2 separate regions of the Homo sapiens genome follow, and region 1 is linked to region 2. The links are chromatin loops, found by intact Hi-C in ENCODE. Cell type or tissue: GM12878. All regions are shown on one strand. Each heading gives the region's core, and the rest is flanking DNA. Links, peaks and the distances in the headings are about the cores only. Region 1 overlaps LINC01572 (long intergenic non-protein coding RNA 1572). Region 2 overlaps LINC01572 (long intergenic non-protein coding RNA 1572).

Region 1 (2,825 bases), core at 288-2,787, 68 kb after region 2:
AGACCTTTACTCAAATTATTATATTAAAAAAATAGAATTTTTTTAAATGCTAAGTAATGATGGTATTTATAAAAAGTTGCTTACTTTATTCCACATTTGGTTTTAAGTTTTTTTGTTTCGTTTTGTTTCTAAGAGTCAGTCTCTCTATGTCGCCCAGCCTGGTGTCCTCCCACCTAAGCCTCTCAAGTAGCTGGAACTACAGGCCTGCACCACCGCACCTGACTGAAAACACTGATTTTTTTTCACTTTTCTCTCCAAACTTGTTTTTCCATTTTTCTTCCAGCCTCTTATAGTTCATTTTCATATATTAGTTTTTATTACTTTGTAAAGGCAGTCGATTTCTTTTTGTTCTAATTTATATTTTTTCAGAAATTAGATTTTAATCTTGATATTTTTTAGTTTTGTTTAATGCCTACCTATTATAAATTAGAGATTTCTATGCCTTACTTGTCAATGGGAAATGTTATACCACTATTAAGATTAAAAAGCATAGTAATGAATATTTTTACAGATGTATTTGTTGTTCCTCCAGACCAATATCTAAGCTTCAATGCAAAGCTCAGTTTGATTTTAGAAATATTTCACATGTTCTCATACTTCCTTATCCAAACATTCTGAAGAGTTTCTATGCTTTTCATGTCCTCTGCCTCTCAACTGTACTTTTATGACATTAATGTCCTTAGAGTTGTAGTGTTGGACTAGTTTTCCAGAATCTCATGGTCTTTTTAAAACTTATTTTGATTCCATACTGTTAGCTTTAGATTTTTCCCAAGTTCACTAAATGGGATCCTTCAGGGAGGTGAAATTGTAGTTCATGGGAAAATCATGAGACATCATTCAGTCTGTGCTTAAGTATGCAACATGGTCCGGCATTTCGGTGAGGACAAATGAAATATCTCTTAGCTTCAAGGTAAAAAGTCGACCATTCTCTTGATATTCCAGTAAATACCAAGCTACAAACAACCAGACACCACAAGGAAATGTAGACATTGTACTACACTATGAGAAAAGTTCAAAGATGGGCTATTGTCTTTAATTTACATGAAGATTTATGTGACAGAAATGTATCTGGAGGAGATGGACATCCTCCAAAGAATGTGTCTTCTACCTAAGAATACTGTTTGCCATTGACAGTAAATAGCAACTTTGACCTAGTTGTGTGTGGCCTAACATGAAACAGAGAGTTAGTAATTATCTGTAAATCTGGATTGTCATCTGGATCATTTGTGGTATCAGTCTATTTTTTATTCTCCTACCACTGGGGCATGACCCTTGTGCAGGTGACAGGATTTGCATTTTTGTTAACTTGTGACTTCTAAGAAATCCCCTTTTTTACAAAGGGAAAATTTAAGGTCTCCCATATTGTCTTATATGCTGAATACTGCTCCTTGAGTTTAGATTGCCAATTTTGGCCTAATGGTTTTATCTTCCAGAGATCTCAAAAGCAAATAATTCTGCTGCCATTTTTCTTAAATGCCTTTCAAATATTTGGTTGGAAACAGAAGACTTCTCTCTTACTCATCTGGGTAAAACTCATTTACTGTTTTTCCTTTTAAACTGTTAGCTCAAGTGACCTTACACACAAGTCCCAGCTGTGCATTAGCATTGCTTGGGGATGTGTTTGTATCTTTTGTCTAAAAATACCCAGCCGGCAGGATTCATGATCCATGAAAGCTAATTGAAACAATTTCTCTTCAAGTTTTGGCAAGCGAAGCATGCATTATAAGCATTAATATCTATAAATTGAATTGTTAATGAATCTGGACACTAATAATGAATGCAATTTTGCAGGCTTAACTAGAAACACTAAAATTATCAGGATCTGCAGCAGAAATTTCAATCATTTTGCCTATTAAATAGCAAAGCTATGCTTTTAATAAGCTAATCATTTTTATTTGACCCCATAGGAATAGCTCAGTTGATTAGAAACAGGTTTCCTAGCGCAAAACAATGTTGTTTTTCTCTTACTGTTTTAACCACCAAAGCACTGAAATTTTAAGATGGATATTTCATCTCATACTCTGTGTCTTTTAATCACATTTGTACTTGTACTCAGTGTTTCCAGAGATATTTACTTATTCCATTTCTCCTCTATTAGGCTGTATCTCTCATTCATATATATGTATATAGAGATGGATAGATACTGAAGTTTTTAGAATAATGTCACAATCATTTTTAAAACGGTCTCAATAGGACGGGTACAGTGGCTCACGCCTGTGATCCCCGTACTTTGGGAAGCCAAGGCCAGCGGATCACCTGAGGTCAGGAGTTCAAGACCAGCCTGGCCAACACGATGAAACACCGTCTCTACTAAAAATACAAAATATTAGCCAGGCGTGGTGGCACATACCTGTAATCCCAGCTACTTGGGAGGTTGAGACATGAGAATTGCTTGAACCCGGGAGGCAGATGTTGCAGTGAGCCGAGATTGCACCACTGCACTCCAGCCTGGGCGACAGAGCGAGACTCTGTCTCAAAAAAATAAAAAAGTAAAAAATAAATGGTCTTATTTCACACGTAACATTTTAAAAATTACATTATCAAGGTAATACAGTTTTGAGCTTTATGGTTGCCTTTCTGCGACTTAGGAAAGGATATATATTTCCATTTGAGTATCATCTCCTAAAACTTCCGCATAACACTAGTTTATAGAGCAGCAAAATCCCAACATTAAACAACAATGGAGTGTTTTCTCCCTAGTGCTTGAGTGACTTCGAGATCCTAAGCCATGTACTTAGAGGCACACTTAGTGCATAGTAGCTGTGCACCAAATAGTTGCCAAGTTGCCTGAGAGAGTTAATGCACCTTTCTGTGTCCTTTCACTT
Region 2 (2,825 bases), core at 98-2,597:
GACAGAGTAAGACTCTTTATCTGTTCTGCCATAGTAACAGAAGAAAAGAAAAAAAACAAGTAGAACCAAGGGCAGACAAGAACCAACTGAAGAAAGGATGTTAGGGGAGGCCTGATTTGCATACATGAAGTCATAATCATGTAACTTCTTTTAAAGTAGTTGTGGTTTCCTTTGGGTATATTACACCAAGCAAAAATGTAAAGTATGATGACCTGGAAGCAATTTCACTAATGCATATTTTGCAAAGTGTTATTACTCTCAGAAGTCAAATCAATGCCTTCTAGGAGATTTTTGAACGATATAAAATAGTCTCAGAGGGAGGAAACAGTAAGGATGTGGAGTGTGAGGAAAAACCTTAAGGAGATCATTCTTACATGGCATGGGAGCTCTGTTTTAAGGTAATCACCTAGTCAGGAAATCCCCCAAGAAACAGATTACACAGCTGAAACAAGGAGGTACTTGAATGATTTCTAGTTCATAAAAAATGTTATTGATATCAGACCCCATTCTAGTATCAAGGAATTATGAAGCTTTGATCCATGTCCTCAAGGAGGACAGAAATTTATTCTAACTATACCATCAAGCCTGTTTCCCGGGAAGAGAAACTTCTGTACAGAGGGCTTTTTAGGAGCTGTGAGTTCGGGAGTCTAGGATCATTTAAAAAGCATTACCCAGAGATCTATGAGGGACAAAGGAAGCTCAAGGGATTTCCAAAAACCCAGACCTACAGAACATGGACAGGGATTATAAGAACTTTTAATAGCTTCTTAAATTTAAAGACATTCTCTCTGGTGGGTTGAATTGTGTCCCTCAAAAAGGTATATTCAAGTCCTAACCCCTAGTATTTGTGAATGTGACCCTAATTCAGTGACTGGTTTCTTTATAAGAGAAAGGAGGCCAGTCACAGTGGCTCACACCTGTAATCCCAGCACTTTGGGAAGTTGAGGCAGGAGGATTGCTTGAGCTGAAGAGTTTGAGATTAACCTGGGCAACATAGCGGGACATCATCATCTCTACTAAAAATAAATAACAACAACAAAAAAATAACCAGGTGTCCCAGCTACTCTGGAGGCTGAAGTGGGAGGGTAGCTTGAGCCCAGGAGTTTGAGGCTGCAATGAGTTGTGATTGTGCCACTGCACTCCAGCCTGGGCAAAAGAGTTACACTCTGTCAAAAAACAAAACAAAACAAAACAAAACAAACAACAACAACACCAAAAAAAAAAAAAAAAACCAGAAAAGAGAAGGGAGAGGGAAATTTGGATACAGAGACCTAGACATACACACACACAGGGAAAGAGGTCATGTGATGACAGAGGCAGAAGTTGTAGTTGTGCAGCTGCAAGCCAAGGAACAAAGAATCACCTGCAATTCTGCACCAGAAGCTAGGGAGAGGGTAGGAAGGATTCTTCCCCAGACACATCAGAGGGAGCCCCAGACACATCAGAGGGAGCACAGCTGTGCTGAAATCTATCTGCACCTTAATTTCAGATTTCTAGTCTCCAGAACCCTGAGAGTTAAGTTTCTGTTTCAAACCACCTATTTTGTTTCAATTTGTTACCACAACCCCAGGAAACATACCTTCTTCACTAGGCACTACCTAGTTCCCTGTAGCAATTAGTAATAAAACACTTAAAATGAAAATGACTGCTAGGCTTGCTTGGTGGGGCATAAAGAACAAAATACAACATTGGGGGATGTGTGTCCCTATTCTGTAGTCAGTACTCAAGAAATAGAAGTACCAAGAGTAGTTGGTGACAGCTTTGGGGAAGAAAGGAATAAGACTTGTTTTTATTTATTTATTTTTTTAAGGTATACAACATGATTTTTAAAAATCATTTGTTATTGAAGTAAAATACACATATATAATTTACCATCTTTACCATTTTTAAGTGTACAGCCCAGGGGTAATATATATGTTTATATTTTCTTTTTCCTCTTCATTTGCCCCTCCCTCCTTCCCTTCCTGGCCTCTGGTAACCAGCAATGTATTCACTATTTTCATGAGATTCACTTTTTAAGCTCCCACATATGAGTGAGAACATGAGATACTTGTCTTTTGGTGTTTTGCTTATTTCACTTAACATAATGGCCTCCAGTTTCATCTATGTTGCTGCAAATGACAGGATTTCATTCCTTTTGATGGCTGAATAATATTCCATTGTGTATATATATCACATTTTCTTTATCCATTCATCCATTGATGGACAGTTAGGTTGATTCCATACCTTGTCTATTGTGAATAGTGCTGCAGTAAACATGGAACTGCATATCTCTCTGATATATTGATTTCCTTTCTTTTGGATGTATACCCAGTAACGGAATTGCTAAATCATATGGTAATTCTATTTTAAGTTTTTTGGCAACCTCCATACTGTTTTCCATAGCAGCTATGCTAATTTACTTTCCTACCAACAGTGTGTGAGGGTTCCCCTTTCTCTACATCCTTGCCAGCATCCGTTATTGTCTGCCTACCTGTTTCTCTGGTAGAGTAGAGCCAGCATATGGCAGACATACCCTATAGGAGTTTCCTTTGTTACTATGTGTGATCCTCAAGGTACGACTTACCCATTCCTCAGAGTGGCTCATGCCAAGCATTTGACCTTACTCTCAAAAACAGTTACCATTGCTAAGACATACTCTCAAAAGTAATGATCATTGCTGGGAAAAGATAATAAATAGGAATAATAGCAACAGCTAACACTTATTGGAACTTACTGTTACCTCATTTGATTCTTTTGCCACACTCTGTGCTAGGTACTATTATCTCCCTTTTAGAGATGAGGAATTGAGGTTGCTAGAAACTTGACTTATCTATCCCCCAACC

What was found. A loop is a pair of places that touch in the nucleus more often than their neighbours do. Peaks named below come from ENCODE experiments on the same cell type or tissue, not always from the same donor. Only the 100,000 strongest peaks of a DNase experiment are listed, where the experiment ranks them.
Region 1: a loop joins it to region 2, with 3.0 times the contacts of the local background. A loop is called at or near these places in 1 of 110 quality-filtered maps.

Annotation. Positions count from the first base shown.
Region 1 is chr16:72,589,131-72,591,955 of GRCh38, reverse strand. All of the region lies in intron 1 of LINC01572 (long intergenic non-protein coding RNA 1572), which reads left to right. Among named protein-coding and RNA genes, the nearest start is that of LINC01572, 74 kb to the left of the region's middle. RefSeq lists an enhancer at 1,363-1,422. In GM12878, for the core only: no CTCF peak of the experiment used is centred there; a DNase peak (open chromatin) is centred at 1,255; H3K27ac peaks cover 1,365 bases.
Region 2 is chr16:72,656,675-72,659,499 of GRCh38, reverse strand. All of the region lies in intron 1 of LINC01572 (long intergenic non-protein coding RNA 1572), which reads left to right. Among named protein-coding and RNA genes, the nearest start is that of LINC01572, 6.9 kb to the left of the region's middle. RefSeq lists an enhancer at 1,678-1,737. In GM12878, for the core only: a CTCF peak has its summit at 1,441; a DNase peak (open chromatin) is centred at 1,539; H3K4me3 peaks cover 224 bases; H3K27ac peaks cover 1,348 bases.